3 separate regions of the Homo sapiens genome follow, and regions 1 and 3 are each linked to region 2. The links are chromatin loops, found by intact Hi-C in ENCODE. Cell type or tissue: PC-9. All regions are shown on one strand. Each heading gives the region's core, and the rest is flanking DNA. Links, peaks and the distances in the headings are about the cores only. Region 1 has its middle 57 kb from the start of LINC00456. Region 2 overlaps MBNL2 (muscleblind like splicing regulator 2). Region 3 overlaps LOC124903197 (a long non-coding RNA gene).

Region 1 (10,170 bases), core at 2,734-7,733, 140 kb before region 2:
TTCAGATAGCCCTAAAAGATTTTTTAGTATATTTCCCCTCCAACAGAGTGCTTCCATTTTTATTAATCTATATTAATGTATATGTAATATACATTACATATAATGTAAATCATAGTTTAATGGGAATGCACCATTTAATGCATTTCTTTCATTTTGATGGGAGAAATAGCCTTGGAATTTCCTGAGGCTTCAACAATCAAGTTATTAATAGAGAAATAAAGTAAAAATTATAAAGCAGGAAGGGGGCCTATAAAGAAAGACAGAAGACAGAGTTGCAGGAAGGTTTTCCCAGTCTATGAACCCTTGATATCTCTCTGACCCATCGCTGCTTTATGTAGGATCCAAAGATTCTTCTTGTCCCAGTTATTCAAGGCCATGTTCTTAACTCTGAGAGCAGTTGTTAACTGGGACATATCAATGTTTGGGACTGTCTTCAGGCTAAGTGTGAGTTAAGTGGCCTTTCCAGTCTCCCACGCTGTAGGGAGGTACTCACATGCAAAAGCTTAATAGGCTTTAACTTTATGCTAACAGTGTGAAGTGCTAATAGTTGGATTTCAGACATCAAACTGGTTTAGGGCATAGAATGAGGAAACAACTTCTCTAGATGGATGGCCCTTATCAGCGCCTCCAGAATCACACCTGTAGGTCATTGTTACTTCCATTTGCATGTGTGGCCAGCTGTGTTGGTCCGTCAGGAATGCAGAAGACCAATCTGCCCCACATCTCCATTGTTGCTGGACTTCTCCATTTATACATCCTAACGGGCTTCACACAGAACCTATCCAAAACAGAACCACACAAGTTCAAGTTGTATTCCATGCTCCACATCTCAATGAGCAGTTGTTACTCAAGGTTACCCAGACCACAGGTTAGTGAGTCCCATTTGGACTCCTCTCTACCTGCTCTCCATTCAGTTGTCAAGTTCTATCAACTTCTTTTTCAATTTCCTTTCACATTTCTCTTTCTTTCTAGCTCCAATACTATTGCTCTAATTCAGGCTACTTTAATTTTTTCCTAGTCTGGAAGAATGTTTTATTCATAGGACATTTTCAATAACTATCAGTTAAATGGCTGGACGACTATAGAAGCTTCCTTTTAACTGGCAATCCTGCCTCCCAGACAATTGTGCTATATGCCTTTCATTTATACCCCATGCTTTAATGAAAGTTCTAGAACATAAAGTGGATCATGTCGCTCTTGGAGGTAGTAGCACTGCACACACCATACACCCCATCTTGCTTGTCTTACCCAACATGGTCTCACCTGCTCTTCAATCTGTCCTTCCAAGCACTTACGTAGCATCTGCTGCCTCCACAGGATCTACTGGACTTTGTTCCTCAGTGTTCATCCCACGCCCCAGCCTTACCAAATTCCTGTTTCAATCTGACCCATTTCTGGGAGTTATTTTAGTATCACATCTTTACCTCCACTCGGGATATTGTTTTTCACTTAGGCCTTGTGCCAGATTATCTCTTTCCCCCTTTCTGTGTTCTGGATCACAGGGGCTTCGAAGCCTGGGAACTACATTTCCCAGAAGCCTCCTTCAATTCTGTGAATAGGAAGATCTTAAGTGAAATTCAGAGGTAGAAGAGAAGGAGACAGAAGTATTGTTCCTGTGGCAGCAACAGTCAGGTTTAGGGACTTTTGCAGATGGCCTGCGTGAGATTTGACCATGACTTCCAAGAGTCCTTTTGTAAATCACCTATAGGGCTGTTGCAGGCATCTGAGATCTTGATTAAAGTTTCCTGCAATTCCTGAACTTCCTGATTTCCTAAATTCTTTTTTAATATTTTTACTTTTTAATTATTAATTGACAAATTATAGTTGTAAGTTTTCTTAAATTCTAAAAGCAGCTCTTACTGACCTTTGTTCCCTTAGCCTCCCAAAGGTCTTGTGAACCTTAAACTCCCTGCATCAAATCTTTTCTGCTGGAAATATCTGCAGTGGTTTCTCCTTTCTCAACCAAACCTTGACTACCACAAATCAGGCAGTCTATTATATGGAAATGATTTTAAGCCAAGTCTCAGCTTCAAGCTTGCTAAGATGTAGCCTTTTATTCCCTCTGTGGTTGCAGAAATCTATAAGATTCCATGCCTGCTTACGTTCCTGGCTTGTGTTTTGGGTCCATTGCATGCATTCAACCCCACGTGGTGGATCCCAGCCCACTTGGCTAAGACTTTGGTGCCTTTCCTAAATTTTACTGGCCTGTCATATGAGGGAACTTAACTCTCACCCCTTAACTCTCATGCCTACTCTACCTCTTGAAGTCGTGCTCTGAATTGGACAACCTTTCTGGAACCAAAGGGCTGCCATCACTCAACTTCAATATTTACTACTGCCTGGAAACATCTGCTCTAGTTCTTTACTCATTCTTTGGCTATAATCTCCTTTTTGGTTCCAGTCAATGTGATTAACCATTAAATCCTCGCCCCCTCTCTCCAGGTGACAAATCATACGCCAACTTTGCTGTTGTGACCTGGTCATGCCTCATCCCTCTTTTGTTCTAGTCTCTTTTCTTCTATTCTAGTCTGGACTTGAAGTCCCAGCACACTCCTCAGTTGGGCCTGTCAAGGTTATAGCATTAAGCTAATAACATAGCAATTCCTTAAAAGCATAGCATTTTTCTATCCTGTCATTTCACTTCAAGTCCTTCTTGTAGCCAGCCTCAAGTTGGGATATAACTTATAATTACAAAAGGAAGTTACTAGGATCATAATGCATATATATTATATTATTGAACATAGAAGCATTACTCTGGTCAGAAACACTCATGGCAGATCTTCAAATTCCTGATGGCACCTGCTCTTTTCTTGCTACATACAATATTACATCATGGTAACTTGTTTTACTTTTTTCTAATATACACTATTTCCAAGAGCGTATTCATTGTCCTGAGGAATCTCTCATTCCATATTTCAGGGATCAGTGATATGTGTATACTCCACTTTTGAATCAGCCCTCTGTAGTTCCTGTGTGATGCTGAAAGAGTTCTTTCTTTTCTCTGGCATTCTCTCGGCTTTTCCTCTCTGGAAAATTTTTGTAACCACATGTGTACATTTAGTACCACAGACTTTTCTTCAAGTGATAATTTATGGAAAACCAATCCATGTGCATTACGAGTGCCAATGTTGTAAGTCCATATAATCATATAATTTCAGGATCAGTTTCAGCCAGAAAACAGAGAAATCAATCTTTGGTATGCTGGCACAATCCTCATATCCACATTCAGAAGGGGATACTGAGTGGGAAAAATCATGGCAGTAATCATTTTACCTGCCTCTGCTCTTAATATTTCAGTGGAGAAATAATTTCTGCTAAAAATTAGGTATGGACATGCTACCTATTCTTCTTGGAAATATTTTAAAAGAGATTCCACCCACCTATCACATGGTTCTGCAGGATGAATCATGAGCTCTGTAATGCCACCAAAAGGCAGATTCTCACACATTTGCTCATGGACCTCCTGGCTGGAGAGATTGGCTGTTCAGATCTGTCATGTTTAGTCATGTACCAGTGATGTGCACTTTCCTTGGCACAAGGGCAATGGGGTCACTCCATTCGTCTTCAATGTCTGACTTCATTTTAGGGCTTCATCCTTTTCTTCTCTCTCTTGCCATCAAGTCTTGCTTCGGTCAGTTTCCAAAATCCAATTGCCTGCTTGCTGATGAGGGTTTCCATGGCAACTTCCATTGGTGGCATTATTGCCTCCATTGCTCCATTTGGTCTCTGCTTTGTGGCACTAAGCTCTTCTTTCCAGGTTAGACCTAAACATTCCTGATTCTCTTTCCAGCCTCTTTGTTCTTATATTGTGCTTGACTTGGATCAGAGCCTCTCTGAGTTCAATTTCCATATTGAATTTTGTTCTCAGACCAACCAGAGAGAATCAGAATCCCAGTCCACCCTGCAATAAACATATACCCATTCCTGGACCCCACCTAGAAATAATTCTACATGTTAACTACTTGAAAACTCACTTAATCATCATTTCTTTCTTATTGTCTTATATATATCTTTTTTCAGGTGCATTCCTCTGGTTGGAAATGTTTATTAGTCATTCACTCCTTAGTGTAAAATGACTCTATCACCCAGTGAGAAATTGGCAGTCCTGAATAAAGGTGGAAGATTGAGAAGTGGGCGTGTGGGGCAAGAGGTCATTTTTAAATGTAAAAAACTATGAAACAAGAAGGGAGATGATTCCTTCTATAGGGAGATGTTCCAAAAACATAAAGATTCTAGAGCTGGAGGAAATGAGACAGCACTTTGAGGAACAGAGTTTGGCGGTGCTGTTGATAAAGGAAGGTAAAAGGACAAAATCATTCAATTTGTAGACTTCTTCAGCACATTGGTGACAGTGCCTGCAACTGACTACTGGAAGCCACTGCCTTTTGCCCTTGACATGCTTTGGTAGGTTGTGTTGCCTATGTTTGTGCTGTATGTTACCAGATACAAATTTAAATCTTCCTCATGTAGTATTCTTAAAGAAACATCAGACGCATTTCAGATCTATCCCACTCTACCTAGAAGATGGACTTCGTTTCTTCCTTCCACATTCTTATTCTCTTTCCTCCTCTCCACTTTAATCTCTTCAGGAAAAGGCACATCAGTAGCCAGGCACAGTGGCTCATGCCTGTAATTCTAGCACTTTTGAGAGGCCAAGGAGAGAGGATTTCTTGAGCCCAGGAGTTCGAGGCTGCAGTGAGCCATGATCACCGCACTGCACTCCAGCCTGGGTGAGAGAACGAGACTCTGTCTCAAAACAAACAAACAAACAAACAAAAAGGCACATCAGTAACCATTCTCATAAGGCTTGTTGCCTTACTATCTAGAAGCATATAGTTAACAACATAAACACAAAAAGGAGAAATAAACACACAGTCTACTTAGTCACATAGGATGAATAGGTATTTAGAAATCTTTGAAATACCAGGCATCTTGCTCTTTACTCTCTTATAGTAGAGAGTAAAGGTTCTGTCTGGACTTGGCATGATCAGAGTGTGGCTCCTTATCCTGCCTCTTATCTGGCCAGAAGCCCTTGAGGAATTTATTTAACCTCTTGGAGCCCAAGATTATCCAGGGAAAAGGAGAACAAAAATACCTCTCTCTTAGGGTTGTGAAGATAAAGAGATAAAATTTGTAATGTGTCTGGGAGTGTTAATCCATATTAAATTTCAAGAAAGGTTATATTTAGTACACACTGGTGAAAAAAATAAAGACTCTTTAGTTCTCAAGATCTTTTGTCTTGAAATTTTTCTATCAATATCCATCTAAAAATTTATCTAACAAAATAATTATTCAGTGACTCATGTGGACCAGCCAGTATAAAATTTGATATCATTCCTTTTTCTGGATTTCAGTTGAGTATGCGACTTAGACTTATTTTGAAACCAAATCACGGGAACAGAGTCACCTTCATTAGACTCATGATATTTGTGCTCTTGTTGGCTGGTTTAGCATTCTCTGCTTGCTTACTGTATTTGAAAAACCAGTCATGATTCATCATAGAGTCTCAATTGTCTTGAGAGCCCATTCGTTTCAATGCAATCAATATTTATATGCCACTTTCTGTGTGCAGAGGGTTGTGCTAGACACCCAAAGGCAGGGAGTGGTTAAAGAAGAAAGAATAAAACACTGTTCTGTTTCAAGAAACAGTAAATATGGCTGAGAGCCAAAGCATCAAGCAGATGACTAATAGAAAACAATGAAGTGAATGCGATGAGCAAGTGATATGAAAAATATGGAGAGAGAGAGGTTCATTCTGGCTGGGGAAACCAATTAGTAGATGAGGTAGCATTTCTACCTAACCTTGAAGAATGAGCAGCACCTGACCTGGGAAGATGGAAAGAGAGAGACACCTGTGTAGACAAACAAGGTAAGCATCTATTAATATATTGTCATATTCAGGGAAATAGTGAATTTAGCCTAAGGTATAGCTTTGGAAGCACAGAATCACTAAATTTTATAGCTGGAAGGGACTCTAGTATCCGATCCACTCATTTTAAAAGCATGTGTTCAAGGAAAGTATGGAGATATGTTTTGAAAAGCATGCTGGATTAATTCATGGAGAGCCTGGAATGTCATTTGAAAAGTCTGGACTTCATATCACAGGTGATGGATATTTTCCAGAGGTTTTTGAGTAGTAGAATTGAATGCATTTATAGCTCTTATTTCTGCTTTGGATACTTCTATAACAGTTGTTCTCAAAGCTGGACCAGTATCTGGAGAGTTTGTTAAAATACTGATTGCTGGCCCCCAATTCTAGAGTTTCTGATTCAGTAGGTCTAGATGGGGCCCAATAATCTGCATTTCTAACAGGTCCTCAGGTGAAGGTGATGCTGCTGGCCTAAAGACCACATTTCAAGAACCACTGCTGTATTGCACTCTACTGGTTCTCAACCATGGATGTTCATTAAGGTCATCTGAGGAGCTTCTAAAAAGTACTCAGGCCTGTGCCCTGCCTCAGACCAGTTGACCGGGAGGCCCTGAGGATGGGAAATAGGTGGAGGTCGTTTTTCAAAGCTCCCAGGTGATAACCCAGGTCAGCACTTCTCATATTCTCTCGTGCATAGGAATTTTGTCAAGATGCAGGTTCCTTTTTAGTAGGTCTGGGTTGAGGCCTGAGGTTATGCATTTCTAATGAGTTTCCAGCAGATGTCAATGCTCCTGGCCAGTAGACCAGCAAGGCTCAAGGAAATTCAATATTCTTCTTCCTTTTTCTTCCCACTTTTCTCTCCAAGTTTCTATTTAGTGCTTGATTCAGTCTCTCTGCCCCCAGTGCAATGTCTCAATGCAATGCTGCCCCAACACACCATCCCTGAACCCCAATTTCAATTATGCCTCAGAAAAAAATCAGACCAGGCCAGGTGTGATGGCTCATGCCTATAGTCCCAGCACTTTGGGAGGCTGAGGCGGGCAGATCACTAGAGGTCAGGAGTTTGAGACCAGCTGGCCAACATAGTGAAACCTCATCTCTGCTAAAAATACAAAAATTAGCTGGGCGTGGTGGTGTGTGCCTCTAATCCCAGCTACTTGGGAGGCTGAGGCACGAGAATCACGTGAACCCAGGAGGCAGAGGTTGCAACGAGCCAAGATCACAACACTGTACTACTCCAGCCTGGGAAACAGAGCGAGACTCCAGCAAAAAAAAAAAAAAAAAAAAGAAAGAAAGAAATCAGACTGACTTGGGATTTGGCCAGCCATTGAGTTGATCTGGAGATGAGACTCTGGGCAGACACTGATGCAATGCAGGTGAGTGTGCCCCCAATAGCCCAGGCCTAGATGACTCCTTCTGTCCCCACCAACTCCTGCATGTGGTGCTTGGCAGGCCACCCACACGCCTTCATCGAACCTTTTCCTTACAAGCTCCTGAGCTCTGCCTGCCCACCTTCTCTCAGCAAGTTGCTTTTTTGCACAAATTACTCTTTTTTATAAGCATAATTCCCAAAGAGAGAATAAGAAGCTTTCTGGCGTATCTATTAATCATGAGGGAGATTGGAAGCTGGGAATAAGGAAAAGGGAGAAAGAGACCTATAAACTAAATAGAAAATGCCCATCTGAAACAAGCCTTCTCCGACAGGCCCCCGGTAGGACCTGCACTCCTGTCCCTTACCTTAGATGCCTCTTCCCTTTTCTTGCGTGTGTGTTGGGGCGGAGGACGGACGGGGTTAGGCAGGGGAGCAAAGAGACTTTTCCCCTTTTATTTTCTTCCGTGAATTATGACAATGGTTTGAAGTGCTCTTGCCTAGAAAACTGTGCTTGGAGGAGTGAAAATGAAAACATTTCAAGGTTGTAAGGTGAATCTTCTTCTCTTACAACCTTGGGTAGATCAACACCAGGACACCCAAATTATTTCGATTAAAGGAAGATATCTGAGTACAAGCTGCACTGTGCTGTTAATGAACAAAGAAAGAAAACAGTAATTGTTTTGCTAAGCTGTGTTTATATGAACAAAAGCCTCAGAAAGAGTTTAGCCCTTGAAATTCTTCATGGGACCTTGCGACATCACCACTTAGGAGGGGGAACTGATAATATGTTTGCTGATTATATGTGGGTGAGGACATTTTTGCAAGGGTTCCAGGGGCGACTTCCAAATGGACATGAATATAGACTCATGCAGAGGCTGCAGGAATTCAGGCCAATTGTGATACTCTGTGATACTCACAAATTTGGGTCACTCTCTCAATTAGTTTAGCTCCTCATCTGTGTGAGTACAGAAACAAAAGCTACTTGGAGGCCTTGTGGGTTGGCAGAGCATCTTAAAATACCCTCCTAAAGAGGCAGTGCTGCAAATTCAAAACAGACTTTCAAAATAAACTCAGCAGGGCAGCACTCCGGGGGTGCTTCCAGAGCCAGCCCCCACCCCACCCCCAGTTCTCAGTTCTAGGTGTTTGAAACTGCAGTACCCTTGGCTGTTACAATCCTCCCCTCCCCCATGAGCCTGCTTCTCCCTGGAGGAATCAATCATTCTGCAATACAGCTGAGATTTCTACCAGTCCAGATGCAAGCTTTCACAAACCCGACACGCCCCCTGTCTTCTGTTAGTCATTATCAATCTTCCCGTTGTGGTGGAGGGAATTAGGTGTACTTAGTGAGCTCTCAAATAAGTAAGTGGTCATGTGAAAAGCCAGGCATATGATACATACAGTCGGATCAGGACTTTAATCTTGGAAGTCGTCTGGGACATGGGGTGTTTTGCAGTAACAAGGACAATTCTCTCAGAACTAAATCCAAATTCTGTCTGTCCTGTTTGTCTCAGGCATTTCTGCCACCAGAGCAAACTTTTTATGCTTTGGAGCATAAGTACAGATCATCTGTTGTGCTTTAAAGTGGGTGTTTTTTTTTTTTTTTAAGGAGCTAATTCGGTTGTGCAATACCATCAAGAGGCGCCACTTGTAAATTATATTTAGGTGTGTGTGTGTTCCTCCCCTCGCGGGGCTGATGAATCATATCCATCTTCGTGTCATTATGTAACTCTACACTTGCAAGAAGGGCTGCGAGCCCCTGCCATACACCAGAGGCTCCTGCCCATCTGCGCTCCACCCAGCAGGAGGGTCTCTGCTCTTCCAACACCAGCCTTGGCCTCTCTGCGGAAAAGCAAGTGTAGTGACTAACTCATCCTCTGTTCCCAGTTTTAACTGAAGGTCCTGTGTTCAAATGGGATCAGCTGGCCACACTACCTGGTCTGGCTCTTTGCCCATTTCTGGCCTCAGGCGCTGAGGGTGTGGACATTAGCACGGGTCCTATGGGCTTGGGGTTCCATCCAGGCCTTCCTGTTCTAACAAGAAATCTGGAAGACTGCACACCCTGGAGGCAGGAGGCAGGCCTGGGGTACAACAAGATCTGCTGTGGTCGTGGAGAAGAGGACAGCACTCCCTTTCCTCGTGGAAGTATGGACAGGTGTGAAGGAGTTCCCTGTGCCGAAGCAGACAGGGGCCCTACAAGTGAGAGGTTGCTATTTCTATTACATGGCAGTAAGAATGAAACCAAGAGTCATTGTGTATGTGGGGGAAGAACACAAGGTTGGGAGCCAAACTGGGTTTATATATTAGTCATGCCACTCATTTATTGTTTCTGGGATGAATTATTTAGTCACTGTCAGCCTCAGTTTCCTTGTCATTAAAATAGAAATCATAAGTACTATACTCAAACCTCAAGACAGTATTTTCTGTATTAAAAGGCCATCAAATTCTGATTTGCTTCTCCTAGACTTCAGAATAAGGGAGTAACCTTGGCTTTTGGACCAGGCTTGCTTAGTCTCTGGTCCCTCTTCTTCCCTCCTCCTGCCCCATCCTGCCGTCTCTTGCAAATCTAATGTGCTTTGGCACTCAGGCAGTTGTTACTCTGTGTGCTCATTAAAGCAAAACAGCTGCTATAACAATCAACCCCCAAACTTCAGTGGCTTATTGTAATAGAAGTTCTCTCAGAAGTCTGGTGCAAGTGGGGAATGGGGTGCTCAGCTCCACTTGGACATTCAGGGACCCAGGAACTCCATCGTCCTCAGCACATGGCCTCTAAGGGTGAAGAAGGTACATCCACTTGTCTTGGAAGGGACACATATCACTAGAGTTCATTGACAAAAAAGGTAAACTCTGTAAAATGTTGGAAGAGATTTATTCTGGGCCAAATGTGAGTGACTGTGGCCTTTTACACAGGCTCAGGAGGTCCTGAGAATAT
Region 2 (10,170 bases), core at 1,972-6,971:
AAGAAATGAAAAAGTATAGTCCCAACCCTACAGAATCTCATCCTAGCCTTATTAGGGATGCATAGTTCTGCTCATATAATTGTGCCCCAAATGTTCATGGCTTGAATAGATGATATCAAGTGAAAATGTATATACTTATTAAGTTCTTATTATATTCTAATTATACGCTCCTGAGTTAAAATTTGATCCTTTGAGATAGACACACCTGTGGCAGGTGAGTAAAAACAAATATCACTTGTGGATCCTTTTCATTCATTACCAAAGCCCTCTCCAGTTTCTTGTATTCTTATCAAGGTTTCTCAGATGAGGAAAGTTGGGAAGAATGCAGGAAAATTAAACATGTTTCAAATTTACTAGTTTTATCACTCATATAAAAAATTCTTTAGTTAATTCTCTTTGTAAAATAGCAATACACAAAACTTCTCATTTGAGACAGTAACATTGTATTTATTAATACGTATTAATTTATTAATACGTATTAATAAGTTCTTATTAATACTTATTACAATACAATGTTATATTGTGTAATGTTCTTTGGGCATTTACATTCCAGGAATGTGCTGAATTTTTTTTTTTAGGAATTTTCAATACAATTTTTATTTATTTGTTTTTGAGACAGAGTCTCACTCTGTTGCCCAGTACAGTGGCATGATCTTCGCTCACTGCAACCTCCGCCTCCTGGGTTCAAGCGATTCTCCTGCCTCAGCCTTCCAAATAGCTGGGATTACAGTCACGCACCACCATGCCCAACTAATTTTTGTATATTTAGTAGAGACAGGGTTTCGCCATGGTGGCCAGGCTTGTCTTGAACTGACCTCAGGTGATCTGCCTCCCTCGGCCTTCCAAAGTGCTGGGATTACAGGCATAAGCCACCATGCCCAGCCCAATGCAAATTTTTAAAATATGTAAAATTTTAACTATTAAATGCTGCTGAGTAAGAAGCATTTAGATATTTAGATTAAAATGTTATAACACTGAATAGTTTCCAAATGTGAAATGTTAATATTTCTTTCTCTTTGAAAAATAAACTATAACTTACACATAAAAATCTAAAATATAATTATTTTCAATTTTTGAAGCATGATAAGGGATTTTGATGCATTATGATTGAAAAGTATTTATCAATATTCTGAAAATAGCTCATGAAAATTTTGACTGTGAAAGTTTCAATTTAAACAAAATCCAGTGTTATTAACTTCCTCTGTCTCTAAAATGTCCACTGAAAGGCATTTGCCTCTATTCAGAAATTTTTAGAAATCTAAACATCTGATTTTAACTTCTGCGTTGACTTCTTTTGACCCTAAACCTACCCACCCCTCCACTGTTCCCCCCGCCTCTCTTTTATATGGGATCATAGGGATCGTAGGGATATGAGACCCTCTAAACTTCCAAATTTGCTTTTTAATTACTGTAGTATTTTCAGCTATAGCATAAATTTTTAACAAAAACGGTCAATGTGATGGATTTCTCAAGGCAAGATTGAGTCTTGTCAAATATGAGCAAACACGACTGAAACCCAATAGATGCTACTTTTCAGCAGCAGGAACAGCCCAGGTACTCTTGGGTGGCCCTGATTTCAAGCAAATAAATCAGTATTTCCAGCCGCAAAGGTGACACTAAAGCCAGAGCATACATCATGACCATTTCAGGCATTTAGATGTGGAGAAGTATTATTTTCTTCTCCAACAAGGGTGAGTGATTCAGATGAAATCATCAACCTTAATGAACCTGTGCTTCTGCTGCAGGGTTAACAAACCAAACCCCAATGAGTCACAAGCAGCTCCCTAAGGATCCCTCCAACTGCGAGGCAGGAAACATGATTCTTGGCATGTCCAAGGTAGAAAGCACCTTGGAGACCCTGCTGTTCACTATCTCAAGTTTTTCCACTGAAGCACCCTTAGAGCAGAGCAGAGTTAGAAGAACTGACAGAAGAAATCTGCTTAATTATCTAAAAAAGTCTTCTAAATCTTTCCTTCTACTCTATTGTATATCTTTGCTCTAATATAAAAAACACATTTTAAATTGCATACCACTTCAATTATTTGACTTTTCTGTTTAACCCTCATCAAGTTTTTAAGTAAAATGAATGCTTTCCTAGACTGCACTATGTTTTCCTTGGGCCACGTAGCCACTCACGTCTGAGTATGAAGACTGCAGCTTGGTCCAGAGTCGTCTTTTAGGATTGGGTAGACTGAGGACTGGACAGGAATTGTGACTTACTCTAAATCTCCCAGCTAGCATGTGACTGTGCAGGAACTAACACTCAATCCTTCTAACTCCCAGACTTACCCATTTTCAAATAAACAATTAGGCAATGAGGCTACCCGTAGATGGCAGCCAAATGTATTTCAGAGAGCCTTCACTTTTTACATTTTCCCACTTTGCAAATAGGAAAGCTGGTTGATCTTTTATTCAAGAAACTGTTTAGGACCTCATGTGCTGTGTTTAGATATAACACAGGAAGGGGAGGGCTGAGCCAATTATCCGTGAAGCATCCATAATCTACCTACTGACTTGCACATCCACTCACTCTTGGTAACTAAAGTGCTTCCCTTTCTAAAGAAAACCACTGGGGAAGCCAAAAGCATCAGCTAAGATAGATAACTGTGAGCATGATCGTTTAGGAATGGATATGGTTTGAACTTATTCATGTTTAGAGAGAGTGTCAAATTGAGAACTAGGCAGATTCACCTACTCTACAAATGACTCTGAAGCAAATTGGTTGAAGAAATTAGATCTGAAAGATTCTTGGTGGAGAATTTTGAACTTTTATCAGTATATCCATATTTAAAAGGAGATAAAAGAAGACAAAATAAAAAAAATTATTGCAAGGCTGACAGAACAGTTGGATTAAACATCAGTTCAATTAAAAAGGACTAACAGATAAATCTTTTGAAGATAAATTTTGACTCCAGTTCTTTAGAGAAACTAAGGTGACCTTGATGGGCAGTGGAAAGAATCATGACATGTGAAATTCCTTGAATAAAAATTTATTGACTTTAAGTAAAAAAAAAAACTGCCAGCTTGGGACATGGATTTTTTTTAATCAATTTTTTTTTTTAAATATTGGAACTACTATTTGTGAAGCTGGGTGGAACCTTGGAATGCCTGTTAGTAGGCTTGCTGGGAAATTGGTTATAGCAACCAGCATAGTAAAGAACTCATAGTCAGACGTAATAAATATTTGCTGCTGATGAGTCATTCGTACTGGAAAAAGTGAAGCAGACAGGAATATCTCCGCCAAATGCTGCAGGTTATCAGAGTGGCCTTAACCAAAATTTCCATGAGTAATGTTGCAATCTTCTTACCATGGCTTGGTAAGACCTCCAGGAATGATAATGCCTTATACGAGTGTTCTGTTTTAAGTCCTCCAAATCTTCCATAGACAGTATGTAGATAGAATCTCAGGACAACCTGGTAGAGAGGAGGAAACTGAAGTTTTGAGTTCATTGGCTTGCCCGAGGGTATAGGGTTGTATAAGCTGTTTCTTTTGATTCTTAGCAGTGTGGATTCAAGTAAGCAATCATTTCTCATTTAGAGGCACACTTTCGTTAAATGCTAAGTAAGTCATTTTGATTACCACCAACAAGACACATTTCAGTAAGCAGAACATCATTCACATCTGCACATACAGAGGGTTTCATTGTAATCATAAAAATTGTTTTGCATTTATTTCATCGTTAGTTAAAAAGAGACTGTATTGGCAAAATAATACTTTAAATCGGAAAGCATTACTGCATGGCCAATTTGCTTTTTCATGCATGCCTTTTGGTGATTGGAATATGCAGAGAGCATGAATAGGTAACCCTGTGATAATCTGCATACCAGTAAAAGGTATTATTCAGACCCTACCTTTTTTTTTTTTTTCTTCCTCATTTTATCTTGTCAGGTTGGGTTTGATTCAAAGTCATTGGTTCTCTTAGAGAAGGAGGTCAGACCAGTTTAAGGAACAAGGAGCAGGAGAAGAGCAATTGAAGCCTGCACGTAGGAACTCAGATGATAAAATCGTTTTGGAAAATAATGAACAAGTAACTTGAGAGCTTGTCTTGAGGGTGGTATCACAGGTTAGGCCAGGTTATTAATTTTCCTACTCAGCAGTATGCCTCTTAAAAAACACTTACAGGGAAATGGATATGTTTTTGAAAGAAATGCAATTGGCAGAAGGGAATGACGGAACTGCATGGAGTCCACAGGCCAGTGGACCTGGGAGAGCAAAACTACTTCCATGTAAATAAGAATTGCATAACTGAGAAAATACCCAAAAGATACAGCTAACAGGACAGTGTTTAGTACACCAAAGTCGATGTCTCAAGATTTCTTGGTTCATCTTTATGATGCCAAAGCACACACCCTCTACCTCGTTTGTTTCAGTCACCCTGGGTTCTTGTTGGAATGGCCCAGGGAGCTCCATGTAAATCATGAGCACAGGCGCCTGTGCAGGGTGTGCTCCTCAGATTTTACATTTCACTCCTCCATTCACAGGATTTAGGGGGGCACTGGCCCATTCCTCAGCTTCCCCTTCCATAAAATGTGAAGAACCACGTGTGCATCTCAGAAGTTGCTCGCGCCCAAGGGCAGATCAGTGACTGTGATTTCGCCTTTCTCCCCATTTCTCTGTTGCACTCCTCAAAGTGGTGGCCTGTTGTTACCATGGAGACACAGCACAGGGTGACCTTGCTTAGAAATGATGACAACTGGTGACGGCAGGGAAGCAGAGCCCAATAGTGACGAGCCTCTGAGGAGCGCCCCCCGTCTGGGAGGAGAGGAAACAGAAGGATCTGTTCCCAAGTAAAGGAAGGGGCGGTAGGATGCAGGATTTCATGAGTCCTGCCTGATGCATTTAGCAATAACATTACCTAATAACTCGTGGTGTCACATTTTTACAGAAGATATGCTTTGTTGCCAGGGTTTTTTTTTTTTAATTCCTCTGAACTGGAGGCTTTAAACACAGTAAATATTTGTTGTTGATTTCAATACCTAGCAGTTAGCTTAATTTCCTGAAAGATAAGAGGAATTGTTGACTCATTCATTTCTGTAGGCTACTTCATACTTGTGGTTTGAGTCATTGCTCATCGATGGCGATTTTTAGAAGTATGGCAGTACTTTCTTTCTTTCTTTCTTTTTTACTTCTAGGATGAAAGTAATAACAACAAAACAAAATCTTGTTTTAATAAATTACCCTCTTCCTGTTCCTAGATTACTGGGTTCTGCTTTTTCTGCTGAAGTCAAATAGTGGAAATTATATTTTGTTAAATATTAATAAAACCCCATCACCTGTGTGTGAGATCCTGCTGCTATCTTTCCCACAGTGTTCAAGTAAGTGACTAGCATTCTGTGTCCTTCTGAGGTCTTCTGAACCCTTGGATCCTCCAAGCCACATATCCCATATCAGGTTCTGTGCTAGAATAATTGGTTTCTGCAAAAATAGTGGGATGGGGCTGGATGTGGAAAGAGTTTGGACAACTGGATGGCTCTTTCTGGTAGATTATCTCCGGCATAGGATCAATAGCCAGATCACAGATCTTAGGAAGGAGACCTGTGGCCACTGCCTCAAGGGCTCAGGCCAGAGGAAGGCCTGCTCTCTGTGACCTGAGTTCAGACATATGTTAACCCCCCAGGCCAGAGGAAGGCCTGCTCTCTCTGGCCTGACTTCGAGATATGTTAACCCCCAGAGTATGCAATGCTGAAGGTTCATGTGACTCAAAAATGCAGTCTTTCCTTGTGAGAGAATACCAGAGCCAAGGAATGGGGCCTCTTGGAGCTTAGCCTTAATGAGAATCATGTTCACATCTTCTCAGACTCTGAGCAATCTTTTCTGCTGATGGCCTTCAGGACCCAGCACTGCCCCCATTCAAGTTAGAGACCCTTTTCTAGGTCCAGGACCGCAGTATCTCCCACCACCACATCATGAAGACTGGGCTTGGGTGTGCTGGTGAAGTCTTGGTGCACAGTGGCATTCTCTATATATTCTGTGCTAGGAGAAGAGAACATGTAAAGAAGAAGAATAAAACCTCTGGGGCACCAAGTCCCCCAGCTTTTGTCCTTTTCACAGTCCGGGGCATAAGCATTCCAAATCTACCTCCCCAGTCCTCTTCACCCCTGCACCGACTCCTCAAGGCGCTGAGTGCTACAGGCAGAACCTGCCACCTTTTCACCCTCCCTGAATCCCCTTTTGTGCTCCCTCCTTGGTTCTGGACTTGGGAGCAGGAAGAAAATGGGCTCCATGCATGTCCCCCTTCCCCCGATTCAGATGCTCCTTTTAGATCCCACGGCTCAAAAGGCCTGCTGACAAATCTAGGCCAAACTCAGCCGAGCTGGTAAGATTTCCAGAAGAGTTCCTAAAAATACACTTCTCCTTAAATCAGCCTTGCCAATCACTGTACAATCACAGAACTTTAAGGACAGAAGTGGCTCTAGAAATTGTTGGGGCCTCTCTGTTTTAAAGCTAAGAAACTGGAGTCCTAGCGTGCTGAAATAATAGCAACAACAGCGGTTGAGAAAGATTTCAAATCCCATCGAGAAGATGGAACAGAGCAAACCATGAAGGCGGGCACAGACTGTAAGCTCTGTGGCGTATTCATTCATTTATTTGCTCATTCATTCACTTGCTCACTCAGCAAATATCTATTCACTGCTCACTGTGTTCTAAAGTTAAATGTTGCCCTAGATGTTAAGGATACAGACAGACCATCCCCTTACAGACATTACAGTCTGGTTGAGAGAGAAAATGCACAGATAAACAAGTATGCATGTGAGTGTTAAATAATGATAAGGACTTTGGAGGGAAATAAAGCACGGTGAGTCAGAGTAAGGAGGTAAGACTGATGCAATATTACATCAGGAAAGACTGCCCCATAGGCTGACCTCCAAGCTATGTGACTATCTGGGACAAAAGTATTCCCAGCAGAGGGAACAGCGAGGTCAAAGCTCTAAGGCAGGATGTCCCTGGCTACTGAAGGAGCAGTCAAAGGCCAGGATGGTTGGGGGGAGTCAGAAAGTATGGGGCCAGTCACCGAGGTCAGTGTAGGCCGTCAGAAGACTCTTGACAGTCCCGCTCTGTGAGGTGGGGAGCCATTGGAGGTTCCTGGGCAGAAATGTGACATGATCTGATTACATTTTCAAAGAGTCCCTCAGGATGATTTATTGAGATGTGGCTGCAGTGCGGCAAGGGTAGAGGCATCAGTAGACTGGTGAGGAGGCTTTGCACTCATGTTGTGAGAGAGAATGCTGGCTCCAAGGCAGGGGCCAAGTGCAGCTGGTGAGAAGTGGTCAGACTCTGGCGCCGTTAGGAATGTGGATCCAGAGGCATCTGCCATTGGATCAGATGTAGGGTATCGGAGAGAGGGAGGAGGGGAGAAAGAAAGAACACAAATGTCACTGTCTAGTGGGTTTTAAAGCCATAAAACTGTACAAAAGAGTGCATTTGAAGCCATAAAACCACACAAGAGAGTGGTTAAACAGAGGCCTGGTGGATTTTGCAGCCAAACTGCCTGTGTTCCAGCCATTCCTTCTCCTCTCCACCTTCCCCATCCACAGATATGCTAACCTCCTTATTTTTTTTTTAAATTAGCACAGGCCACCAGGCATAAACCCTTGGATCACTCTCATCTTTATTTTCTTTCCCTTTAAAAACATTATCTCAAACACTTCTCAGTAAGTGTTTGTTCTGAGCTCTTCGAGGGTGTTGTCTTGCCAATGAAGATGCTAACCCCATCCCAGTAATCTATCAGTTGGCTCCCCACACTGCTTCCTCCAACACTGTCCAGCACCTGCCTTTTTCTTCTCCTTGATACCTGTGTGCATTCTTACTGCACCTTCTCTGCAGCTATTCATTCCGATAGAAAGGAAGCCCCCGGCTCTTCCCTCCTGTGCACAGCACATGTGATTATGATGTGCTGAGCCCATGATGGATACAAACCCTCTTGGTGGGGAGTATCAGCGATGCCCACTTCTGACATCATTCACTGCTGCCACTTGGCATGTTCACACTCACACACATGCACACACATCAAGAAATTTAACGATACACTCAGAAACAAATTGCAAGATCACAGATAAAATTTCCACCCAGGAGAGAACAGCCCTTTTATCCACCTCCTCAACTGCCGTCACCTCCATGTGTACTAGCCTCATACCTCAGGCCTTTTTGTTCTTTTAAATTGTCCCATCTCCAAGACCTTGACCTTTGAAATTTGGCAGCACCCTTTTTCTGCCTCTGCTTTCCACTGGCCAAGGGTAGATGGAGACAGCATAACCATTCATCTCAGAATAAATTAACGCTCTTTCGCTGAAGTTGTGCCTCCTGGGCCACTTGAGATTCCCTGCCTTTCTCTTTCCCTGCCATCTTCTGTAACTGCCCACCAAAGATTTCCCACACTTCAGGCACTGGCTGGAAGGCCCCAGCACCACTTTTGCAGCAGGTAAAACAGCTCTGATTTGACTGAGACGATAAAGGCTGCAGGACTGAAGCTGCCCTGGTTTCATTTCCTGCTGTCTAGCCAGGCTGCATCCCTCACTTCCCACCTTCTGTGGGTCCTGTGAGTGTGAAATGAGTGTCTCGTTTCCTCGCTGAGGCTGGGCCTCCATGACAGCCAGCCACCCTGTCCTTCCCCCTTCTTGAGGCCAGTGGCCGCACGCTGGCCCATACCTCTACCTTGCCATCTCCCCAAGCTCTTGTCCTGTTTTTCTCCTTCCATTAAAATGAAAGAAACGTGGGAAGGGTCAGGGGAGAAGCAGGTGGTCTCCCACCCTCCCAGGGGCTTCAGAGAGTGCACCCTTAAAACTCTCTTTACAAACCTGAGGTTCCAAAAGGGTAGCTGCTCAGGATCCCGCAGGCACCAAAGCATCTCTGACTTCAGAGCAGAGAGTGCAATCCCTGCCTTGCCGCCACACTGTTCTTGCAGCAGCAAGTGCTCCAAATTCTCCAGGCACTGAGTGCCTCCTTCCCCAGCTCCAACAGCGTCATGTCACAGAAACCACCCCCTTGAAAGCCAGCAGGGACTTCCCCTTCGTGACACCTAGCCACCACAAATTGTCCACATGCCTTGATCTCTCCGTGGCAGTGGCAGTGGACGCTTTTCGCTACTCCCTCCTCTTGAAACTCTGAACCTTTCTCCCTCACTGTTGCATTATTGGAAGGATCTTTTGTCGCTTTCTTTTTCTGTGGTTTGCCTTACTCCTCTTCCTTCTTTCACCTCCAAATCACTAAAGAAACTGTTCTTGATCCAGTCCAAGCCTTCCTGTTTTCTGTCCTAGATGTATACAAATAAATCCCTTCTCCCTCTCTTATTTTTGCCATTCCATGGTTTTAGCAGTCATTTCCATGGCCATGAACTCCAACTCTGGATCCATGCCCATCACTTCTATACCCGTTTCTAGCTGCCTTCTGCTTTCTCCTGGGCAGAGCTTTGATGTCCTTCTGCACACACAGGACCCACATTTTGAAGTCCTCCCTCGCTTTTTTTTTTAATAATTTTTTTTGAGACAGAATCTCGCTCTGTCCCCAGACTGGAGTGCAGTGGCACGATCTCAGCTCACTGCAACCTCTGCCTCCTGGGTTCAAGCAATTCTCCTGCTTCCGCCTCCCAAGTAGCTGGGATTACAGGCATGCATCACCACGCCAAGCTAATTTTTGCTTCTTTTAAAATTTATTTTATTTTATTTTTTTGGTAGAGTAGTTTCACCACGTTGCCCAGGCTGGTCTTGAACTCCTGAGGTCGGGTGATCCACTCGCCTCGGCCTCCCAAAGTGCTGGGATTACAGGCTTGAGCTGCCACGCTCGACCTTGAAGTCCGTTTTGATCCATCTATTTCCTACACGCCTCATTCCCAATCCCCAAAGATGAATTTGCTTCTAATGAATTGACCTCAGCAGTAACACCTCCGTTTTGTTCTCACCACTGCAGTGTAATTTTTGACCTTTCTGCTCTACCATGGCTGTAACCTTTAACCAATTTCCCCTCCCCTGCCAACCTTTTCAATTCTAATGTATCCTAGGTGGTGCTTCCAGAAAGAGCTTCCTCCAGCTGGGAATCTTGTCAAGATCCTGCCAGTGTTCCCCACTGTCTACTATACTAACTATGCTGATGTGTTACACCTGGGCCTACTTAGTGATACTTAGGCAGACAAAGCCCCTATGTCACTATTCATAATGAGGACCACACTACCCTGA
Region 3 (10,170 bases), core at 2,487-7,486, 120 kb before region 2:
CCATTGCCTGCCAAACCCCCTAAGCACCCTGCAGTGGGCACTCCCACATTTCTCCCTGGCATTTGGCATCCTAGGCTGTCTGAGCTGAGGAGTCGTTCCATTGATGTTGGTGTGTGCCATACGTCACCCATAGGCCTGCTGAATACAGAAAGTATTCCCCAAGGAGATTAAAGGAAAAGAGAGAGCTTCAGGCCCCTAGAATCCCCATGGTGGAAAAGAGCAAGAGGCAATTCTGCATCTGGGAAGCCCCCAGCCCCATGTCATTAAAGAAGAGACAGTTTTCCATTCTAGCTGTTCTTGCACCTATTTCTGACCCATACTTGCTGTGTAAGTCTGTTTTCACACTGCTGTAAGATACTACCCAAGACTGGGTAATTGATAAAGGAAAGAGGTTCAATAGACTCACAGTTTCACATGGCTGGGGAGGCATCAGGAAACTTGCAATCGTGGCAGAAGGGGAAGCAAGGCATGTCCTACATGGAGGCAGGAGAGAGTGAGAGCGAGTGAGCAGGGGGAACACCAGACACTTATCAAACCAGAATCTCATGAGAACTCCCTCACTATCATGAGTACAGCATGGGGGAAACCACCGCCCCACCCCCCACCCCCGTGATCCAATCACCTTCTACTGGGTCCCTCCCTCAACACCTGTGGATTACAATTGGAGATGAGGTTTGAATGGAGACACAGAGCCAAGCCATATCACTTGGATCAGGTCAGATTGGGGGAATTTCTGACCAAAACTCCTGACTTCCATACAATGACTGATTCTAATGGGTTTCCCTCACTCCAGACTTTCCCAAGACATCTCTTGTGAGAGTTTAATGGGAAAATAGGCACCAGCAAATGACTGCTGAATGCCTTGCTGGATTTAGCAATAGTAGCAACCTCTATATGGTGATCTTTTCCTGTGTGCCTGGCACTGTGCTAAGAACTTTACATACCGTTATTTGCCAAGGAGCCAGACTAGGAAAGTCTCCTTAATGTGCAGTTACTGGTGAGAAGACAAGGTCCAGTGATGTTACATTAGGTACCCAGGAGCACACAGCCAGAAAAGACGACAGTTGGAGTGTGAATCCTGGTCTCCTGATTCTAGAGTCTCAACTCTTAGCTACCATACTACATGACGCTACAAGTCTAAAAAAAGTCTCCAAAAATGTTGGCTTTCATCCCTCCATTTCCCATAAAATGTCCACTCCTTTGTGTTCTCTTTTCTGCTTTATGCCCTCTGTCTGAGTCTGTTCAGGCTGCTCTAACAAAAACATCATAGACTGGGTGGCTTACAAGCAGAAACTTATTTCTCACAGTTCTGGAGTCTGGGATGTTGAAGATCAAGGCATCGGCAGATTTGGTGTCTGGTGAGGGCCCACTTCCTGGTTCCTAAATAGCTATCCTTTCTCTGTGTCCTCATATATGGGAAGAGGCCAGGAAAGTCTCTGGGACCTCTTATCAAGGCATTAATCCTACCTCCATGACCTAATCACCTTCCAAAGGCCCCTCCTCCAAATACCGTCATGTTGGAGGTTAGGTTTCAACATGGAAATTTTTTATTTTTTATTTTTGAGACAGATTCTCATTCTGTCACCCAGGCTGGAGTGCAGTGGTGCAATCTCAGCTCACTGCAACCTTTGCCTCCCAGGTTCAAGCATTTCTCATGCCTCAGCCTCCTGAGTAACTGGTATTACAGGTGTGCACCACCACGCCTGGCTAATTTTTGTATTTTTAGTAGACACAGGATTTCACCATGTTGGCCAGGCTGGTCTTGAACTCCTGACCTTAAGTGATTGGCTTGCCTTGGCCTCCCAAAGTGCTGGGATTACAGGCATGAACCACCGTGCCCAGCCTCAACATGGGAATTTGGTGGAAGACACAAACATTCAGTCCATAGCACCCTCCACTCTCCCATCAAACTAGATTAGCCCATATTAATTAGTTCATTAAATATACCTACTGTTTTGGCACACTAGGTGCTGGAGTTCTACTCGACTTCACTGGATACTTATGCTAGCCCTTATTGCTGCCAATCATTCCACGAGCACAAGAAACAGAATAATGGTCTCTTGGTCTAGCCCAATGGGAAGGGTCCAAGAAAGGGGAGAGTGGTGGGGCATGGGACAAAGGAGCCAAGGGAGACTTTGGCCTGGGCTTTGTGACTGCTATAAGCACAGAAAACTTTGCCAGTGGGCAGTTTATTTGGCAAGTTTGAGCATTAAGAGGTAGGATTATGCTAGCTATGTTGATCAGGTTACCATCACCTTATCCCAGCGATCACTTTCAGCATCACGAAAAATAGGACCACCTGTGGATCCTGATGCAATTTGCTACGAAGTATGCAGCAGCATCTGTGCAGTCATTTTGCCAAATGTATACAATAAATTTTATCTAACTTCCGGTTTATAGAAAATATAGGGGTTAGAGAACCAAGATAAATGACTCAATGAGCAATAATCAGACAAATCCAGAAGGTAGAGCATTCCCCAAGACCCCTGCTAGTCTCTCCTCCTGGTCAAGAACATGAAAAGAAACATGCAGGGAAGGAGGTGTGGATGGGCTGATCGAGGTTAAAAGAGAATAAAGAAATATAATGAGTAAATGCAATTTGTGAACACTGATTGGCTTCTGCTTTGAATAAATGAGTCATAAAACTCACTGGGGCAACAACTGGGGAAATTTGAATAGAGAACAGGGATGATATGATATGCAGGTCTTATTAATTGTGTTAGGTGCCCTATGGGTATTGTGATTATATAGAACAAGATTAGTTTATAGAGATGCTACTAAAGTCTTCAGAAGTAAAATGTAGTATCTTGAATTTACTTTAAATACTACATTAAAAAATTAAAGTATATCCAGCAAAATGCTAACACTTTAAAATTCTAGGTGATGGGTATATGGTGTTCATTATATGAAACTATCATAACTATGATAAATCTAATGAAATGGAAAATTACAACCTTGGTTTGGCAGTGTGAAAGCAATGTAGTGATTTATAAAACCTCTTTAGGGGATAATTGCCATGAGTACAATGGTTATTAGGGACATTGTGAACATGTCAGATTCATTTTGGGGAGTCTTTTTGATTTTCAAACCACCATGTCCAAGTGCACTCAGAGGGCTTCTGTGCAAGGAGCGGACAGAATCTCCTTGTGTGTCATGGCCCAGCTTCAGACGCACATGGAGGGAATATTGCCTGAGACTCCAAAGATCCCCACAGCCAGAGGCCTCCATGAGGCACGTTTGGGAGGCTGATCAATCCATTTCACTACCAACATTCAGCCCCATCACAGCAGGGAGAGGCAGCAGCTGTGGTGGGCAGGGAGGATGCCACATTCCTGACCTTCAGCCATCACTTCCTCTATCTCTCTTACCTCTTGGGATTTCACAAGTGGCTGTTCCCTTCTTCTGCTTTCTTCCATAGGCTGGACCCATCCTCTTGCCTCCCTTACAGGTCCATGGCATCTGTCACTCAGCATTTCTCCCACTTCACTTTTCCAAGCTTGCTCCACTTCCTGATGCTTTCCACCATTTCCTCCACGGTTTTTTTTTTTTTTCCTTCAAGCTTTTCTTGCTGAATTTTTGTACGATTCTCCTGTCCCATTTTTACTCAACTTAAGAATTGTATCACGATTTATATTGCGGTTCTCTGTCAGCTTTTTTTCCCTAGTACCATCTGCCTCTTTGTAGAAGACTGGTGATATACAGGCAGATACACACACAGACACACACACACGCCTTTGGTAGATGTCATGTCAAGTTTGAGTTTGTGCATGTACTGAATGACGCTTAGGAAAATGCTTAGTGAGGAATGAATTTGTTCTTCAAAACCAGAGCATACATTTAACATTTGGATCATATTTGTGAGTTTCATTTTTGTTTGCAGTAACAGTATTTTTCTCTCAGTGGTAAGAGCAGCTCATATTCACCTTTCCCTAATGCTGAATTCTCCACTTACTTCCCTTATGTTGCATCCCGGTTTGTTTGGGGTAATTTAGGTTTTGAGCCATTCTTCTCTTGTTAGAGTCTATAATGCCTCTTCTAAATTGAAATTCTTCCTTTAGGGAGCCAAGAACTCGGATGCTTCTAAATTTACATCTGGGTAACAGATTTGCTACAAAGTTGGACTACTGGGGAGCAAATTCAATGTTTCAGAAATTTTACAAAGAGTTACATTCCTCAAGGTCTCATCCAGTGAGTTCCGTCACTGGGGACAGATGGTCTACTTTAAGTATAATCAGGAAGTTTCAGAAACATGACATAATGTTTATCTCTCCTAAGATTTTTCTCTTTGATTTGGCGTCTGAGAAATACTCCTTGTGCCCATCTCTCTCTCTTTCTTTGGCAGATTCTGACAAAAATAATGTCTAGAAAGGCTTTTGCATTGTCTTTTATAAAAAGAACATATTTGCTTCTAATAATACATATTGGCTATACTTTAACACTTTTAGATCACATAAGCTCAGTTTCTTTTTCTCTTATGAAAAATAATGTGCTTTATTTTGAGCAAACGAATAAGCCACAAGCTCTCTGAAAAAAGATGATTATAGGAGAAGAACCCAAAAGGTAATCATTTTGGCCCAGAATTGTGATCAAAGTTGTCCTTTATATCTGTCCTACATCTGACATTTAGACACAAGCTCTCACTGCAGGGAGTCTCATGAGAGCGTGCCTAGGATGGCAGGAAGGATGGCATTTCTTAAGATGGGTCTGACTACATGATGTATGTTCAGTAATTTACAAAAAAAAATCTGAAATGCAAATCAAATATAAACCATCTTCATAAGAGTAGGAAAATGCTCCCCGCTCCCAGCCAACTGTGCCAGCTCTTTTGAGGAAATAGTATTTATTGAGAGGAGATAATACATGTTTGAATTTTTCCAATTGTTCTTTATGCTGAATATTCTTCATTTAAAAGTAGCTCACATATTTTTTCTGCAGTCTTTAATTGCAGATGAGTTAGGTCTACAACTTCTTTGGTGCCTCTGTGCACACTACAGTTTGCACACACACACCCTGTCACTACTCTCTTTTATTCTATAGGATCGTTTTATGGAGTTCAAAGTCCTCAAAGCTTGCAGGGAAGGGAGGAGGGCTAGGGAAAAGGACGATTGTGCTAAGCCTGAGTGTAAACTCCCCTGGAGCAGAGAATGACTCACATTCTCTGTGACATGAGTCACTCCCATGCAAAACTGGAGTTGCGAGCTACTACTTTGCCTGTAGCTGTTTGTTTGTTCAGAGGCAGATGGAAGGCAGAGGCTGCGCAGAGAATGGAGAGCTGTGTCTGAGGAGCCTTGGAACATTCACCCAGGTAGAGGAAGGCCACCGTGTGATCACCTTTTCTCCTTGGCTATAGCTCAGAATATTCAGTTCCCTAAAGTAAGGCACTGCTAGTATTTTTTACCTAAGGAACTGAACCAGAGAGAAGGTTAATTTGCAAAACAAAAAAGAAAAAAAATTGACTAGCAACCGATAGAAATTGATAGAGAGGGAAAAGGGAAAAACTAATGGGGTAAAAACTCAGAGGGTTTCTCTATCAATTAAATTAAAGCTTTCTCATTTAATGAGAATTGATGCTTATTATAACTGTGCTTATTTATTCTTAGCTGTATATAAAACAGTAGAAAGTTGTTGATTTAATATGAAAGTTTAGAAAAGATAAGGTATTAATTCTGCATTCTAAAAACTCATTAACCAGGAGTGCTTGATTTCCTAGAAAGAATGGAACTTCGCCTGTCATAATTATTGAGACGATAGATTCACCTCTGATTTCTCAATTATAAATAGAATCATCAAATGCTGAAGGCAAGGACCTTGTCTAAACAATCTCCACTAGGTTATGTATTTGAAAGTGTTTGGAACTACTGTGAAAACTCGATAGTTCTTAGGTCTTAGTTCATCAAAACCTAAAGTGAAACATACCTCCACACATAGTGTGGGTGTTCATCCCTACATATTCCACCTCCCCACACTGGCCTCCTCGAAGGAGGCTTGGAAGAGTCTATGGCTGGCTCTGCATTGGTCATGCACGCCTCCACGGCTGCTTTGCTCTGTGCCCCGGCTTTCCTAGGTATCTCCTCTCAGCCTGACCTCCGCTTCCGCTTCCTGTCCCACGTCTCTAACCAACAACTTAAAGGGACCCTACCCAAGGAATTGTAACCTGTGGAATTTCCCTAAAGGGAAATCTCAGATATAGCTAGGGGCTCAGGGAATGCAACTAACATGCAACTTTGGGAAGATGGGTTTTGCTTTTTTATCTTAGACTTTTTTTTAGTTTGCCTTGAGAAAAATCAGAGCTGTTCTTTAGAAAAAAACAAAAAAATGAGAAGGTAGCAGGTCTTGTCTTCAGTCTTTCCCATTTCCCAAGAAGCACCGGATCAGATCCTCTTAGGACCATGAACTCTTCACTTCCTACCTAGCTACCTAGCCCAGATTTATCATGTCAGTTACCTCTGTAATATGGTGTTGGTTTATAATAGCTTAAAAATGAGTGTTGTGGCTCCCTGCTATATTTTCTTTTTTACTGGTTCTTCTTGAAAACTAAAAAATAAAAATAAAAAATCCTAAAGGAAGAATTCTCTAGTTGTAAAGTTTTGTCAACATAGTCAACACTGAGGGAAGCATTTGAAAACCTTCCCTATGTCCTTTGTCATCTCATATAAGCAGCTATTTATCTGTAACCACTCCCAATATTAGGCCAACTTGTATTTGATCATACCACATAGCCATTAGCTGATTTGGGTCTCAGCACTCTTGGTAACATGTTAGAATTCTTTGAAGGACCTTCCTGCCATCAACACTTCCTAAATTCCCCAAACCCCTGTGCCGTTGAAATCTATCCAGGAGGGGAGTCTAACATGCAAAACTGCATGTGACTCTTCAGCAAGGTGGAGAACAGGAGGCAGGTATGATAGGTTTGCTGGCTTCTGGTTTACTAGTCCCTGGTACAGATGAAATGAATAATGTTTGTACTCAAGTAAATGTACTCACCTTTCTTTAATTCACAGATGATGTTTTGTTGACAGCTAAGATTTAACTTTAACTTACGGATTTCCGTATAATTTTACAATGCAGTTACTTCCTAGGATTCATTCTAACTATGATTGATACTGAGTAAACTCTCTTTTATTTTTGCTTCATTTAATTTCTCTATATGTATAAAGTATAATGGGAATGGTTTTACCCTGACTTATTTTTCGATAGTTCAATGATGGCTATGGAGGAAGAGTGTTTAAATGAGTTTTTTGGTTTGTTTTGATTTTTTTGAGACAGAGTCTTGCTCTGTCACCCAGGCTGGAGTGCAGTGGCATGATCTCCTCTCACTGCAATCTCTGCCTCCTGGGTTCAAGTGATTCTCCTGCCTCAGCCTCCCGAGTAGCTGGGATTACAGGCTCCCGCCACCATGCCTGGCTAATTTTTGTATTTTTAGTAGAGACAGGGTTTCACCACATTGACCAGGCCAGTCTCGAACTCCTGACCTCAAGTAATCTGCCTTCCTCGGCCTCCCAAAGCACTAGGATTACGGGCATGAGCCACCACGCCCGGCTGTGTTTAAATGATTATTGATGTGGTGCCACGTGGAGTGGGAAAAGGGAGCGGCTGCTCTGTCTGAGCCTTCAGAAACCTCGCCTTAGCAGCAACAGCTGGGAATGAGCAGAGTCTGCTAGGATCGCACCTCCATGAAGGAGGGGTCTGAGCTAGGGCCAGATACCCGTAGGATCCTGATACTGCCTTCTCTTCTGCTTAGAGGACTATAACCATGTTATCCCAGAAATTGTGCATTAAAAACCATGAAGCTCCTCTCCCTGCCTCTAGACATGATACTTCTTTTTTTTTTTTTTTTTTTTTTTGAGACAGAGTTTCGTGCTTGTTTCCTAGGCTGGAGTGCAATTGTGTAATCTCAGCTTACTGCAACCTCTGCCTCCCGGGTTCAAGCAATTCTCCTGCCTCAGCCTCCTGAGTAGCTGGGATTACAGGCATGTGCCACCACGCCTGGCTAATTTTGCATTTTTAGTAGAGATGGGGTTTCTCCATGTTGGTTGGTCAGGCTGGTCTCAAAACCCTGACCTCAGGTAATCCGCCCACCTCAGCCTCCCAAAGTGCTGGGATTACAGGCATGAGCCACCCCGCCCAGCCTAGTGATACTTCTTATAATTACTCTTGGTGCAGCCACCACATGACGGCGGAGGATGAGGAGGAAATAAGGAAGATCTCAAATAGGAACAAATAAGGAGGTCAAGGTGCAGGGCTAGAGGGAAAGAACATTAGAAGCAAAGTATTCGGAAGGACCCTGACATAGAGCTGTGAAGGTTACATAATGACAGTGGTACTCATTAGGCGAATTTCAAATATTTGAACCCTCTAAACTTACAGGCACATGGTAGCATTGTGCTTCCCCCACCAATTTAAATTTTGTCTGTGTAATTTGCTTTAGCAATAAAATATGTGGGAAGTGATGCATATTTCATATCTAGGTAGAAGCTTCAGGAAAGAACGCAGGCTTCCCTACATGCTCTCTCTCCAACATTTGAGAAAATGGCTGCTTCATCAGCCTGGGTCCCTGAACAACTCCAATGAGCAACCTGTGACGGGCCTGTGGAAGGACTGTAAAATTAACTTTGTTGCTTTAAGCATCTGAGATTTGGGAGATGTGTGTTATTGCACTGTAACCTGACCAGGCCTGACTGATCCTGAAGGAGCAGATAGAAGCTAAACAAAGGCTAAAAAAAGCAACATGATAAGAAAGAAAAGAGAAAGAAAGAATTGGTAATGAAAGAGAGAAAAGAGAGGTCAGGGAAGATATGGAGAAAAGGAGGGAGCAAAAGGGACTGTAAGAGGCAAGAGAGAGGATGATGAGAAGAAAGAGAAAAGTGTCCAAGGAAAAAGAACCTAGGTGTCTGAGGATGCAGGTGCCCAGTAGCTTGCAGTGATAACTTGCCATATGAAGTGAGGGCATGGGCCTTGATGTTAACTGCATACTTTATTTCATAACTAGTTGGCAGCACGTATTCTGTTACTTATTCCTCAAGCTATATATTTGAAGCCATCATTATTTTTCCGTTGAAAAAAGCTAAAAGATATGGGCATTGGATGGTGTTTGGAACTGCACAGTGTAACTATATTATGAAATAATAGTTTGTTGCAGAAAAGAGCCTGCCAAGTGGTCTAGTTCTGAGTTCTTGAGCCCTTGCCCTCTGGTGCTATAAGGCTTCTTCCTGGTTCCCTCAGGGGCTGCTCCCTGAAACAAGGCAAGGCAGACCAAGCAGTTGATCTACCTTGATTCTCACCTGAGCAGTTGCATTTTTATTGGATGTGTATAGCAGGCTTCCATGTCAGGTTTTACTTGCAGACAGGGTTCTACTCTTTTCTTTTCTTTTCTTTTCTTTTCTTTTCTTTTCTTTTCTTTGAAACGGAGTCTCACTCTGTCACCAGGCTGGAGTACAGTGGTGTGTGGCATGACCTTGGCTCACTGCAACCTCCACCTCCCTGGATCAAGCAATTATTCTGCCTCAGCCTCCCGAGTAGCTAGGACTACAGGCGTGTGCCACTACAACCGGCTAATTTTTTTTTTTTTTTTTAATATTTTAGTAGAGATGGGGTTTCACCATGTTGGCTGGGATGGTCTTGATCTCCTTACCTCGTGATCCTCCCGCCTCGGCCTCCCAAAGTGCTGGCATTACAGGCGTGAGCCATCGCGCCCAGCAGGTTCTACTTTCTAAAAGAGTTTTGCCAACAACAGATCCAGTCTATTGTGAACAAAAACCCCACAACACTTCACTAACATTCCATCCAAGCATTAGGCATGAACATATGTATTTGTTCAGAATGAAATGAGGTTTGTAGCTTACAAATATTACCTATGAATGAAAAATGAGCACAGAAGGAGTGCTGTTGGCCAGGGATCTCACTTGATTGGTGGGCTTTCAGAAAGCACACTGGGGAACAAAAGACCTATGGAGAGGATTGTATGGAAGGAAGGACCTTAATCTTGTGGGGATAATTGAGACAGAAAAATTGCCTGAAGCTCTGACTTTAGAGAAGCCTTTCCCCTGTTCAGAATCCAAAGCCACATTCTAGAATATTCATTATAATGCATGGCTATTCTTCCCTCCTACCCAAAGCCAAAAAGCAGCTATCTGGGATGCTCAGGATGTGTTGTTCCCAGGTGACCATGGC

Evidence for each region. Peaks named below come from ENCODE experiments on the same cell type or tissue, not always from the same donor. Only the 100,000 strongest peaks of a DNase experiment are listed, where the experiment ranks them.
Region 1: a loop joins it to region 2, with 8 times the contacts of the local background. A loop is called at or near these places in 6 of 110 quality-filtered maps.
Region 3: a loop joins it to region 2, with 2.6 times the contacts of the local background. A loop is called at or near these places in 3 of 110 quality-filtered maps.

Annotation. Positions count from the first base shown.
Region 1 is chr13:97,117,108-97,127,277 of GRCh38, forward strand. No RefSeq gene overlaps it. Among named protein-coding and RNA genes, the nearest start is that of LINC00456, 57 kb to the right of the region's middle. In PC-9, for the core only: no CTCF peak of the experiment used is centred there; DNase peaks (open chromatin) are centred at 4,054, 4,974 and 5,594; H3K4me3 peaks cover 1,302 bases; H3K27ac peaks cover 3,029 bases.
Region 2 is chr13:97,253,303-97,263,472 of GRCh38, forward strand. All of the region lies in intron 1 of MBNL2 (muscleblind like splicing regulator 2), which reads left to right. The region is part of intron 3 of LOC101927385 (a long non-coding RNA gene); the gene reads right to left. Among named protein-coding and RNA genes, the nearest start is that of MBNL2, 36 kb to the left of the region's middle. In PC-9, for the core only: a CTCF peak has its summit at 4,746; DNase peaks (open chromatin) are centred at 3,219, 3,989, 4,799 and 6,829; H3K4me3 peaks cover 3,544 bases; H3K27ac peaks cover 5,000 bases.
Region 3 is chr13:97,136,603-97,146,772 of GRCh38, forward strand. LOC124903197 (a long non-coding RNA gene) reads right to left here. Exons shown (of 3, transcript XR_007063844.1): 1 at 5,917-10,170; 2 at 3,369-5,406; 3 at 433-473. It also overlaps a transcript of MBNL2 not described here. Among named protein-coding and RNA genes, the nearest start is that of LINC00456, 38 kb to the right of the region's middle. In PC-9, for the core only: no CTCF peak of the experiment used is centred there; DNase peaks (open chromatin) are centred at 5,179 and 6,089; H3K4me3 peaks cover 2,548 bases; H3K27ac peaks cover 3,112 bases.